2 separate regions of the Homo sapiens genome follow, and region 1 is linked to region 2. A link is a contact called in ENCODE Hi-C or POLR2A ChIA-PET data. All regions are on one chromosome and are shown on one strand. Each heading gives the region's core, a stretch centred on a gene start or an enhancer-like site at or near the end of the contact. The rest is flanking DNA. Distances are from core to core; before and after follow the strand shown. Region 1 overlaps HERC1 (HECT and RLD domain containing E3 ubiquitin protein ligase family member 1). Region 2 holds the start of HERC1 (HECT and RLD domain containing E3 ubiquitin protein ligase family member 1).

Region 1 (6,529 bases), core at 2,414-4,913, 120 kb after region 2:
CAAAATAATGAGGAAGGAAGAGCATATATGTGTCTATATATTTTGTGTACATACATTATTTCTATAAGATTTATCTAGTGTATCTTTTGGGTTTTTGTAGTAAAGTTCATGTGTTATTACTGATATCAACAATATTTTCCATGATAAAAAATTAAAGGTTTTTTAAAGTTTTAAAAAGATTTTGGAAAAAATGTATTTAGTGTAGTTTCTGATAATTTCTTTAAGATATCAGAAAACCAGGACTCTGCAGATGTTGATCCTCAGGAGCATTCATTTACTCGAACTATTGATGAAGAAGCTGAAATGGAAGAACAGGCTGAGAGAGACCGGGAAGAGGGGCATCCGGAGCCAGAGGATGAAGAGGAGGAACGGGAACATGAAGTGATGACAGCTGGCAGTGAGTATACCCTTCTTACTTTCTAGATACAAACTGTGGCATGCTTTTTGATAGGGGAACTAACTTGAAAGAGAAAGGCAAAGTTTCTCCATAGTTTTTCTAAAAGGACTTTATATTCTGCTGGTGATCTCAATTTGTATTAGCTGACAGGGGCTCCTACAACTGTGCTAGTACTATTCTGATGCTTTTGGGTTACATATTCAGGGCTGAGAAGCTCTGGAAGCAGGAATGTCAGTACCTGCTTCACTGAGCCTCATCATGAAATGAAACTCATGAGTCATCAGATAGGGCCATTCAAAATATGTCCTCTGGGGCAACAAGTTGTCCACCAGCCTCGAAGACGTCTGAGCGGTGAGGAAGAGAGCCCCTTTCTATGCCTATTAGGAGAGCCATAATGTTTTCCACGTGTGGAACTTCTAAAATTATAAATTTCACCCACTGACTACACTGCTGTTTCGATAGGGAGCAAGAATTTACATGAGACTGCTATTGACTGGGTGCATAAAACTTTTCATACCTTTATATTCCAAGGCTCAGATAGTTTTTAAAGGTAGTTATTTATATGTTTAAAGAGAAGTATCAAGTTTTTAAAACATTTATTAGTATCTTTTGAGTGATTTGGCTATTTCCAGTTAAAGTGTGCATTCAGTCGGTACCCTAAAACATGATCAGCAATGCCTTTGGTTTTGAGATTGTCTGTATCTGTCAATTAACTTGGCCCTAACTTTATTATCAACTTATTTGTGTTCTGCATACTTCTAAAAATGATTTTTGAGGGGGCTTGAAACAAGACTAAACATAATTTAAACAAAAGGAAAAAGATCCAAATGGAGTAAAGGGAGTTGGAGATGGGGAAGGAAAATAATTGTATTTTAAAAACCTAGGCTGAGGGAACTTTTGCAGTTGAATATAAATTTAGTTTAGAAATTCCTGGAAGCAGACTGAAGGTGAAAATATAGTAAAGTATAACCCTCAATTACAATAAAAGAATGATAGTCATCTGGGAACTAACACTTTTTAAACTAGCTATGCTTTTAGAGCATCTATATATGCCAGGCACTGGTCAAGTTCTTTGCATAGATTAGCTCATTATCATAACTGTCTAAAGTTCTAGTACTACCTCATTCTAAAGATGAATGAACTAAGGTTTAAGGATGCAAAATTGTATGACTTAGGCTACAGTTAGTAGCAGCTAGAATTAGAAGCAGGTCTGCCCCAAACACCAATGACCATTCTCTTAACCACTTTAATTGATTTCTAGCTCTGGACTCTGAGAGGGTTTATTGCTTTGATTTTTGTAGAAATAAGGGACTTTTAATAGCATAACAAAAATATTGTCACAATTTTATAAAATATACAGATCAATTTTTAAAGTTTGTACTTCCATATTAACTGATGAATTTAGTATTTTACCAACTTTTTTGGCCTGGTTTCCCATTAAGAATACCGTCTTTGGGCCAGGTGCGGTGGCTCACGGCTGTAATCCCAGCACTTTGGGAGGCCGAGGCAGGCGGATCACGAGGTCAGGAGTTCGAGACCAGACTGGCCAACATGGTGAAACCCCATCTCTACTAAAGATACAAAAAATTAGCCGGTGTGGTGGCGCGCATCTGTAATACCAGCTACTCAGGAGGCTGAGGCAGGAGAATCGCTTGAACCTGGGGGTGGAGGTTGCAGTGAGCCGAGATCGTGCCACTGCACTCCAGCCCGGGCGACAGAGTGAGACTCCATCTCCAAAAAAAAAAAAAAAAAAAAACAGAAAAAGGAAAAAAAGAAGAATACTGTCTTCGCTCCAAATTTGTGCAAAAAATTTCTTTTCTAATGTGAAATATCTACCACTGCATCAGAACCTTGTTAACTCCACTGATGGAAAGGCTGGCATCAGATGGGTATTCCTGGTGATGCCATCTCACTCTGGAGGCAATCTTGCCCCATATATTAAAACTAAATTCTGTTTCAGCAAAGACCTTTAGTGACAGTGCTTATTTAATGTGTTTAAGATACAGCAAAGTGTAGATGGTAGGGATTATATGGACTTTGGAAGGGGAAAGGGAATTTTTTGTTGTAACTAATATAACTTAAATTTTGTCCGTTTTTTTTTTCTTTTGAAACCTCACATTTTTCACACCAAGCTTGTGAACGTTTCAGAAATAAGCAGTTATTTTTACCTAACCTTGTGCTTCACAGGCTTTTATGGGCTTCAAAATCAGCTGAAGGGCCTTTAAAACACAGATTGCTGGGTCCCCCACCTAGAGGTTCTGATTCAGAAGGTCTGGGGTGGGCCTGATAATTTGCATTTCTAACAAGTGCCCAGATGATGTGGGTACTGCTGGTCTGGGACCGTACGTTGAAAATAACTGATCCAATTCATTAATAACATTTGAATTGTGATTACATTAAAATTCTGTAAAGGCAGATTAGTATTTCCTAATGTAATTTTTATGAAAATATAGTATTTTAGTATATTTTAAATGTAATTTTAACTAAGTTAACTATGTTGTATATAATGTCTAAAAAATAATTTTTCCCTCTTTCAGTAAGTTTTTGGTCCAAACTTTTTGACTATTTTTATTGTTATTTTCTTTGCTCTTCTCTCCCCATGTGTTAAGACCTTGTTTTTGTGTTGCATGTTACAGAAATCTTTCAGTGTTTCCTCTCAGCCCGTGAAGTAGCTCGTAGCCGAGACCGAGATAGAATGAACAGTGGGGCAGGGTCTGGGGCTCGAGCTGATGATCCACCTCCTCAGTCTCAGCAAGAGCGAAGGGTCAGCACAGACCTTCCTGAGGGTCAGGATGTGTACACTGCTGCATGCAACTCCGTGATCCATCGGTGTGCCCTGTTAATATTAGGAGTAAGTCCTGTGATAGATGAGCTTCAGAAGCGAAGAGAAGAAGGACAGTTGCAGCAACCTTCAACAAGTGCCTCTGAAGGGGGTGGACTTATGACCAGGTGGGACTGACTAGACACTGAAAACATGACCTACTCACTTCCCTTTATTACTTTATGCACTGAAATGGTTTGTTTCCAAAGTTACAGTGTTCTGATGTTAACATAGACATGAAAGAAGAAATGCAAATTGACTAGGATGAACTTAAAGTAAAGTAAATACTGATACTGATTCAGCATGGGCTATAAATTTCTGATTAAATGAGGAGGCACAATTTTTCGTATATATAAACAACAGCAGTGAAAAAGCATGTGAAGTTACTTGCATTGCTCTGTAGTTTAGTGACATGCAAATTATTTTGAGAAGGTCTTTGTGCTCAGACAAGAGTCAGGATTTCCTGTCAACTGACATTACTCCTCCCTGTGTGTGTATATTATCTCTGTGCTCCAATTCCATTCAATTTTATGTTCACTAACAGTCCTAAATCAAAAAACTTTTTTTTTTGTACATGTGAGACAGGAGTGAAAGTCTTACTGCAGAGAGCCGGCTAGTCCACACAAGCCCAAATTATAGACTGATCAAATCGAGGAGTGAATCTGATTTGTCTCAGCCTGAATCAGATGAAGAGGGTTACGCACTGGTAGGTATACCCAGATTCAGTAAAGAAAGATTTTTGTTTTCAAGGTATATGATATGTAAGGCTTTGGTTAGAGTAAGTAATATGTTTGTTTTAGACATATAAAAATTTTTTCAAAAATAACTTTAAGAGAAATAACTATATTGCATATATGTTTACCACATATGTGTTAATGGTTTCAATCTCTTGTTCTGACTTCTTTTTAAACTCTAAATTCATATATCTGACTCTTTGATGGACATTCCACCCGAATGAGTTGGGTTACCCCAATCTTAACCTATCTACAAGTGAACTCGTCTCTCTCCAAACCTGTTTCTCTTTTATTCCCTATTTTAGTAGGTGGTACATTAACTATCCAAGCAAGAAACTTGGGATCATCCTTGACTCTTTTTTCTTATCTCCTGATCCCTTTATTCTCCACCCCTTCCCAATCCAGTTAAGTCTTAAAAATTTTACCGTTAGTGTGTCTCCAATGTCCTCTCCTCTCCCTTTCCTTCTGCCACTGCTCTGTTTTAAACTTTCTCTTTTGAGTGGACGTGTGCAGAAGCCTTCAAACTGGTTGCCTCACCTCTTGCCTTGTGCCCACCTTCCACATTTCACAAGACTAACATATCTAAAGTACAAATCTGTTTATACCTCCTCTACTCAAAATCTTTTAACAGCTCTGTTAACTATCAAAAAAGCCTCAGAACCTGGACTGCAGGCATTTAGGGTAAAGATAAATAAGATGCTAATTTATATAAAAAGGAGGTGAGGTAAAGGTATGCTACAGTGTCACTGGTAAAATATAAAGCGAAAACTATCTAGAAGATTGCTTCTACTTGAGGAACTTTGGACTTGGAGTTAATTGGTAGCTAGGTTTTCAATTTGGCTGTTCCTCTGCCTTGTGTGTGATTCTATATGTGCTATGACCTCCCTGGGCTTTAGTGTCTTACTGTGTGATACGAAGATGGTAGTGCCTGTTGTGTATATGGTGATGTGTCAGACTTGGCTTCTGGTCTCGATTCTACTGTTAAAGAGCGGTGGGATCTTGGTCATATCATGTGACAGCTCATAGAGAAATGCTAGCGTTTGAGATGGACTTATCTATAAGCTCCATGTGTAATTCTGAAATTCCTCTGTTGTATGAACTGAGAGAAGGGATAGGAAAATATTTTTGAAAAAGTATAAAGTGCTACATAAAGAATAAGTTATTGTTTTAAAAAAGCTTCCATAAAGGATTCCTCATCTAAGGAAAGTTGAACAGTGTCTTTACGTTTCATTGTATCATGACATTTTGTTTATACTTCCTCCTTTTCTCCTTCATCTGCATTAATATCTCTGTGCTTCCACTTCATACTCCCAGTCTTATAGTCTAGTGAGATTCCTGTGCTCATTTATTTCTCTGTCAGTTAATTTTTTAAATCTGATCAATCTGACTCATTATCTAGTCTCCTAACTCTGTGATAATTTCCCTTTTTTTTGAGACAGGATATTACCCTGTCACTCAGGCTGGAGTTCAGGCTGCTCAGTGCAGCCTCGAACTCCTGAGCTCAAGCAATCCTCCTGCCTCAGCCTCCCGAGTAGCTGAGATTACAGGCATGTGCCACCATTTCTGGCTAATTTTTTAAATTTTTATGTCTTGCTCTGTTGCCCAGGCTGATCTTAAACTCCTGGCCTCAAGTGATCCTCCTGCTTCAGCCTCCCAAAGTGTTGGGATTACAGGTGTGAGCCACTGCACCCAGCTCCCAACCCTGCAATAATTTTGAAACATAGATCATGTCGTTTCTCTGCTCAGAGTCCTGCAATGACTTCCCTTTTCTCAGACTAGAAGTCTAAGTCCTTACAGGGGTCTATAGGCTCTTCATGGTCTGGTCCCACTACCTCTCTGATCTCTTCTGTTACTCTCCTCAGTGATTCTCCTTCTGTCACACTGGACTCTTAGCTGTTGCGTGAATCTGCAACACAAGTTCCCTTTAGGGCCTTAACTGGCTGTTTCTTAGGACTGGAATGCTATTGCCTGCATGGCTAACTCCCTCTCTTTCTTCAAGTCTTCATTCTGATGTTACTTTTTCCATGAAGCCTGTGCTGACCACCCTATTTAAAATGTCAATTTTCCTTCTTTTCCAAATAGTCACTTCCTGTCCCCCTTGCCTTGCTTTGTTTTTTCTGGGGCACCGATCACTTACTGTATAATTTAGTTATTCATTGATCAGTTAGTCTTAGTCTACATTAGAATATAAGCTCTTTAAGGACAGGAATTTTTTGCTGTTTTATTCACTTCTGTATCCCAAGCACCTATAATAGCACGTGGTAGGTAGTCAGGAAATTATTTTTAAATTTATAAATAACTGTCTAATCTATTTTGGCAAAATTTCCACATGCATTTGGTTTTTTCCTTTCTTTAATTGAAGTGCCCTATTACCTGTTTCTGGAGTAGGTATTTTCAAACTGGTCCCCCTACTTTTTCCAGTTTTGCTCCTTAGACACTTCTTTCCAAATTAGAACTCTTGGAAACACACATAACAACAACAAAACACCTACCTGCTGATTGTGCTACTTTCCTACTCAAACATCTTGTCTTACTGCAGAGAGATGGCTAGTCCACGCAAGTCCAAATTACAGACTG
Region 2 (7,314 bases), core at 2,778-5,277:
AATTCTTTTTCTGGTGTTTAAACACAAGCTGTAAGAACAAAATGTTTCTAATTAAGATACCACTAATTTTTCTCTCCATTAATTCCATCTTTATTCAAAGCTAAGGGTGTATATAATGACTCCACATCAAAGACTCTTTTCTAATGGTTTAGGAGATACAATTTTTATTAGAACCAAGGAGAATTCACAGCCCACAACAGAACAATTTGTTGAAGTTATTTTGGAGTTGATTTAGGAATCGCTCTTCATGAAATGTGATGAATCTTCATTATGGATGCTTTTTTTTTTTTGAGACAGAATCTCACTCTGTCACCCAGGCTGGAGTTCAGTGGTGCGATTTCCGCTCACTGCAACCTCTGCTTCCTGGGTTCAAGCAATTCTCCCTGCCTCAGACTCCTGAGTAGCTGGGATTACAGGTGCCCGCCACCAAGCCTGGCTAATTTTTGTATTTTTTAAATAGAGACGGGGTTTTGCCATGTTGGCCAGACTGGTCTTGAACTCCTGACCTCAGGTAATCTGCCCACCTCAGCCTCTCAAATTGCTGGGATTACAGGCGTGAGCCACCGTGCCTGGCCCATTATATATGTTTTCTAAACCTCCTCCAAAAAGGCTTTCAGCTCTTTTTGCACTTCTTCTGGTTTGCTTGCTCCCTCCCACTATACCTTTATCACTTGCACTCTCCTCATGTGATATTATATCGATCTATTTTCTTCCCTCTCTCCTCCCATTAGACCATAAGCTCCTTGAGGGCAGGTGTTTAAGCTTGTTCAATAGTATATTTAGTGCCTTGCACAGTGCCTGACTTATGATAGGCATTCCACAAAGACCTGTTAAATGAATGAATGAATAATCATACCTCACATTTAAATAGTGCTACAAATATGGTTACAAAGTACTTTCTTATGTTATTTGACTCCCATGATACTCTCCGGCAGGCAGTGGGTTTTATTATTACCCCTATTTACAGATGTGAGACTAGGCTCAGAAAGACTGTGTAATGGCAGGGCAACTAGGCTGCAATTTCTGGAGCTACCAGAACTCATGTCCATGGATTCCTGCTCTGGAGCTCTTTTCTGTTTTCAGAGTGATATATTTCCTGAGCCAAGTGCCAAGGGCAACACAAACTTACTCCCAGTGTCTGTTTACCCCTGCTGCTCTGCCTCCACACTTTACTGCTCTGCTGGATTTCTTCACTTCAAACTTAGCCCTGATTTTTATCTAGGAGTTGCACATTTCCTAAATGCAGATGAAAGATGAAAAATATATATTCTACTGTTGATTCTCCAGTTCCTTTGCCTGGGACCTCCCAGCTGTGGTGTGGTGCTGTGAAGTATGAGGCATGAAGTGGGGGTGACATACGTGAGGGGAGGAAGATGTGGCTGACTGGTATGGCCAGGGTATGCTGCTCAGAGGGCTATCAGACCAAGGGCTTGTGATGCTTAGGACTTGGCTGTGGCTCTGAGATCCCTCCATCCACTCTTCCCATCTCCAACATTTTTCTTTAGGGAAATCTGAATAAAATGAACTGGTAGAGTTGGGAGGTTAATGCTGACAACAAGGTTCCAGGATATGCTGATTTGAGTATGAAACAGTGTTTTAAGCATGGTGCGGTGGCTCACGCCTGTAATCCCAGCACTTTGGGAGGCCGAGGCAGGCAGATCATTTGAGGTCAGGAGTTCGAGAGCAGCCTGGGCAACATGGTGAAACCCTGTCTCTACTAAAATATAAAAAAATTAGCCGGGCATGGTGCAGCACACCTGTAATCCCAGCTACTAGGAAGACTGAGGCAGGAGGATCGCTTGAACCCGGGAGACAGAGGTTGAAGTGAGCCAAGATCACGCCACTGCACTCTAGCCTAAGCAGCAGAGTGAGACTCCACCTCAAAAAGAAAAAAGAAAGAAAGAAAAAAACAGTGTTTTGGGAAAGAGTGGTGTGGTCAAGGTGAGGGTGGCTAGTAGTCAGGGCTCACTTGCTGACACTAACAGTATTTGCTAATTGTATGCAACTGAACACAGTTGTATTCAATTCTCTTTTACACACAGCTCTGAGGGTGGAAGCTAAGGAGATGGTAAAAGAGGGAGTCTCTTGATTGGTCTTTAAAGTAAGCAGTCCTTTTCTTGAAATAGAATGGGCAAAACCAGGCTGGGCACGGTGGCTCACCCCTGTAATCCCAGCACTTTGGGAGGCCAAGGCGGTCGGATCACAAGGTCAGGAGTTCGAGACCAGCCTGGCCAATATGGTGGAACCCCATCTCTACTAAAAATACAAAAATTAGCCAGGCATGGTGGCACACACCTGTAATCCCACCTACTTGGGAGGCTGAGGCAGGAGAATCGCTTAAACCTGGGAGGCGGAGGTTGCAGTGAGCCAAGATGGTGCCATTGCACTCTAGCCTGGGCAACAAGAGCAAAACTCCATCTCAAAAAAAAGAAAAAGAAAAAGTGGGCAAAACCAGTACAATTTTACAAATTCAAGAAAGACAGAATATCATATTTGTGAGTGACGTAGATGACATCAACAAGTTAAAAGGAGGAGCTTTTGCTTGTTGTTTTTGAGTATGCTTCACACACAATACCCAGATCATAAAGCACTAGCAACAATGACATCACTCCTCATGTAGCTACTCCCTTACATCATTTACCAGAAATACACATTTTATACATAGAAACTTAAAAGCTACACACCTAAGACCCATCATTTAATGAGTACTTAATATGTGCCGTATGTGAGCTTTACATATATTTTACTCCTCAGAGGAACCTTGTGATAACAAGAACTGGCATTATAAATTGACACATAAGGAACTGAGGTTCAGAGAGGTCAAGCAACTTGCCCAAGGTCACACACCTGGGGTAAGTGGGATTCCAGAATTCCCACCAGTGTCTGACAGTGAAGCACATGGCTCCTAACTCTTGGACTAAACTGCCTCATGTGACACACAAACATGTATCTAATTTAACCATGGGAAAGCACTCCCTCGTCTGTCTATACCGTAATTTCTTACATTAGTGACACATTCATGGCTTGTATGTTTGTGTGCTTCTCCTACGCCTCCAATTGGATTGCAAACTTCTGGAACGCAGAGGCCAACTCTATTTTTTGTCCCCAAGTCATCGGTCAGTTTAATTGATGCTCGTTAGAATATCTGGAAGGAAAGACACCATGAAGGTGGCTGGAAAGGAGTAAAACCAGGTACAGAAGGAGGAAGATGGAGATGGGGTATTCACTCAACAATTTAATGTCCACTTGGACCTATGTTAGGCGCTGGAGATATGGTGAGGACTGAGCCAGTCTGTGTCCTTCCCCTCATGGGGTTTCACGTGGAGGTCGAGGTCATGATCAAGGATGTAAGTCACCCAAAGGACACTACTGTGTTCCCAAGCAGAAAAGAAAACCGAGGAGCCAGGCCCTGGCATCTGCAGGGTTCTGGCAGTCCCATAAGGCGCAAAGACATGAACAAGGTGGAAGAGTAGGTCAAGTGAAACGCTTTTATGTGATTGAACTTAGCCGGCCGGAGGGCCGGGGCCGCTGCGATGAGAGATAAAGAGCGTGGGGCGCCGGGTGCGAGGCGGAGATAAAGGGGTGAGGCCCTGGCCCTGCCGCCGGCCGTAACACGTGTCCCTTCGCCTGGCGGCGGGGTCTTCCCTGCCCACCACGAGGAAAAGGGGGCGCACTGCATGGCCCCCCACTCCTCACCACCCTTTGTGAAACGCCCCCAATTGTGCTTCATCTGTGGAGTCAGGTCCCCGCAGGCGGTCGGGGCTGCCCGGATTCCGCGACGGCTGAAGGGTGAGGGCCGCGCGGTAGCAAAGTGTCCCCAGCACCTAGCTTGGCTCCCCTCGCTCCCAAATCCCTTTCCCCTTTTCGCTCAACCCCCAACTCCACCTCAGCCGCCTTCCTCTCGGTTCCCCTTTCACCTCCCGCGCTGGGCCTGTTGGGCGGGGCGAGGGCTCCCGGCTGCGCGAGAGTTCCGCCCAAATCTCGTGAGACTCGCCTGACGCCGCCGCTGCTGCCGCCGCCTCTTACGTCTTTCCCTTTGACAAGTCGCTGCTGCTGCAGCAAAAATAAAGGACGCGACCGCCGCAGCCTCTGCGGAGCCGGGCTCGGGTCGCCGGAGCCGCGCCCCACCCCGCCAGCTCCAGAGCCACGTACGGTAACGCATCATCTACCGTCCTCCTGGTCCTGTGTGTGTGTGTGTGTGTGTGTGTGTGTGTGTGTGTGCGCGCGCGCGTGTGTGCTTTGCCGGCCGCGCAGGGCCGGCCGGGGCCGTTTCGGGACTGCAGCCGAGCGGGGCTGCTGGGGTCCCGGGTGGGCGGCAGGCGAGCTGGGGGAGCCCTCCTGGCGCGCCGCGGATCCCCCGGGTCCCCGGCTCTAGAGGCCTCCTGCCGCCCGGGCGCCTCGGAGCAGCGTAGAAGCCGAGGCGCCCGCGGAGAGGGCCGAGAGACCCGCCCCTCCAGCGGCTTACAACGTCTGTGCCCCGGCCCCGCTGTGGTCGCGTCTCTTTCTGCTTCATTCCTTTATCTGCTGACCAGCTCCTCTGCCCCGGCTGGGGCTCGGTCCGCGGGCGGCGGCCGACTCCCTCTCAGGGTCCGGGGAGTGCCGCGACCCCGGTGTCCCCAGGCGCCGGCCGCCTTTAGCGGGGTGGAGGCTGGGACGACGTGTCTTCCTCCTCTCCTCTGCCTTTGGGTGAGGGCAGCTCATCATCTGCTAAACCTTTCTCCAAATCTCCCGCCCCAATAAAACAACAAATTATAAAGCCTTTGCAACCGGGAGGCGAGGCGGGGCGCATTGTTTAGTCTTAAGCGTGAGATGAGGATGATGATGGTGATGACAGGAGCTACCCCGGGGAACATGGTGAAATCTGTTCTGTGATGGGTGGCAGGTTACTGGGAGACACGAGGAGGACAGGAGCTTGTACCACCTCTCCCAGGAGGTTATGTAAAAGACATGTTATCTTAGAGAGCTGTGAAACACAGGGACAGATTTGTCTTAGTTTAAGAAATGTCTATAATACTTAGAATATAGAGATAATTAAATGATGGGAATAACAAATCTGAACAAACTAACCCATCTTTGTAATTCCATCTCCAGAGGTGGCATTTCATGGTTAACATTTTATTGTATTTCCTAACAGACACATTTTTTTTTATCCTTGCTTGGGACTTCCTCATTCTATATTTGTTCCAAAAATGATTTATTTTATTTGAATCAGTTCTCTGGCCTGCTTGATTAAAACTGGCTGCTAGTTCATTATCACTGGCTGAACTCTGCCATCACTATCTTTTTCACTGGGCCCTTTTCCAAAATGATTGTTAGCTAAGTGGTTTGAAAAATCAAACGTTAAAACATTGTCTGTTTGGGTCTAGTACCTATGTATATATTATATTTTTACAATTCTGTTAGTGGTGGTTGCTCAAAATGGGGCAGTATTTGTAGAAGGGAAAGAAACTATGATTATTCATAGTGGGAAGAAACCTATTTACCTCAGGTTTTATGAAATTGATTTCTACTGGATATTTTTAGACCAAAATTGTTCTGTGACATTGTTTCATAGTGCCTGTTGTGATTAGTGTGGGATGAGTATGTCTCTTTGATATATGTGTTTCCATAGCCTGCGTTTATACAAGCAAAATTGAATGTCCTAGGTGCCTGTCTTATGCATAAATGTACGTATATATGTATAGAGACACACACACACACACACGTATTCTGCACCTATACACATTTATATATCTTGGAAGTGAGTTAAGATGTATTGCTATATTATTTGAGAAAAGATAGCATTAGGAAGGGCAAAGAACAGTCATAATATTTCCCCCAAATCACATGACAAGGTTGTATGGCAGAATGAGATATCTAGGGAGGTTGGAAATCTGGAGCCTTTTAAAAATAGGATAGATTGTCATCTGGGGTTGTTGTTATTGGAATGGATTAAATGGCCTATTAAGGCCTCTTGTAATTCTAAACTTTTATGAATTTTGCGTTCCCTAAGGTTCTTATCATTTTGCTTCTTAAATTTCCAGTCATGCTGTTTGCATGTGACACATCCATTCATTTGCTGGTCATGTATTCCATTTCCAATGCAGGCACCCTGATGTTGCATGGAAGAGAAAGCAAATGTAAATGCGTCACTTAATCTGCTTATTAATATAAACATCTCTTGAAAATCTCAATTTAAAGAAATTTTGGAGAATGTGTTGGTGATTGGACTGGATTGGGTTAGTAGAGGGTGCAAATAATAAATAGTAATAACAATTCCAACGTTCCAAGCATGTTTTCCCCCAAAAAAGTCATACTGAATACTCCCTAATATTTGAAATAGAAAAAAAAGGGGGCTGGGTATATTGAAGGAGCTGACCTTTTAAAATTTTTAAAATTCAGATTTTCAGATCTTAAAATGATGATAATGATGACATCGTGGCTTGGAGAGTGAGAAGGTTGTGTTAGGATAAAAAGAAACTTGTGAAACAAAACTTGAATGTTATAGTTGGATAACTATATAATAGCAAGTAACAAACTTACTATAATCTGTTGAAGCTATTTTTAAAAATTGTAAATAGAACTTTTGGCCAGATTACAGTAGCTCACGCCTGTAATCTCAGCCCTTGGGGAGGCCGAGGTGGGAGGATGGCTTGAGCCCAGGAGTTTAAGATCAGTCTGGGCAACATGGTGAAACCTTGTCTCTATGGTAAATACAAAAATTTGCTGGACGTGGTGGTGCATACCTGCAATTCCTGCTATTAGGGAGGCTGAGATGGGAGGATCAATTGAGCCTGGGAGATTGAGGCTGCAGTGAGCTGTGATTGCACCACTCTACTCCAGCCTGGGAGACACAGTGAGACTCTATCTCAAAAGCAAAATAAAACAAAACAAACAACAACAAAGGTCTACACAACTTTGGCTTAACATACACATGAAATACATTGTTGTGAGCATGTATTGCAGATTATCATGATGTTGAAAACATAAAAAGTTGGTCAAATCATTTACAGAGAAGTTTGCAAAGCCAGGAAGGTCACATCTGCTAGCATTTTCTTTAACTACAAAAAGTGAAAAAGAGCATAAAGTAGTTGTTTACTTACTAGATGCCAGATCCGATTTTCATGATTTTAGTTTGTTCTGATGTTGCCTACCGGGCTCTCTAAATTAATGGGACTGTTAAATTTCAGATGAGATCCTTGAGCAAGAAGATATGACAGTTGTATCAGATGATTGGTTGATGGATTTTATTTATTTTTAATGATTTATTTAGAAATAATGTTAGACTTACAGAAAAGTTACAGAGAGAGTACAGAGTTCTTACATACTCTTCAC

Evidence for each region. Hi-C counts contacts between places; a loop is a spot of excess contacts on that map. ChIA-PET counts read pairs that join two places held with the same protein, here RNA polymerase II (POLR2A). Pooled maps may share reads with other maps.
Region 1: a loop to region 2 is called in a pooled map, with 2.5 times the contacts of the local background. The contact joins the enhancer-like site here to the promoter of HERC1 in region 2. A Hi-C loop is called at or near these places in 2 of 50 pooled maps. POLR2A ChIA-PET finds 5 or more read pairs at or near these places in 4 of 52 experiments (BJ, activated naive CD4-positive, alpha-beta T cell and naive thymus-derived CD8-positive, alpha-beta T cell).

The regions. Positions count from the first base shown.
Region 1 is chr15:63,710,170-63,716,698 of GRCh38, reverse strand. HERC1 (HECT and RLD domain containing E3 ubiquitin protein ligase family member 1) reads left to right here. Exons shown (of 78, transcript NM_003922.4): 22 at 226-397; 23 at 3,034-3,346; 24 at 3,804-3,924. Among named protein-coding and RNA genes, the nearest start is that of USP3-AS1, 110 kb to the right of the region's middle. RefSeq lists enhancers at 1,446-1,945, 1,946-2,447. Within about 2 kb of position 3,663, at least 3 of the 41 ENCODE cell types and tissues checked have a DNase peak (open chromatin) inside an H3K27ac peak, as active enhancers do.
Region 2 is chr15:63,830,661-63,837,974 of GRCh38, reverse strand. HERC1 (HECT and RLD domain containing E3 ubiquitin protein ligase family member 1) reads left to right here and starts at 4,027. Exons shown (of 78, transcript NM_003922.4): 1 at 4,027-4,148. RefSeq lists enhancers at 3,839-3,968, 3,142-4,005, 4,006-4,871 and a silencer at 4,209-4,638.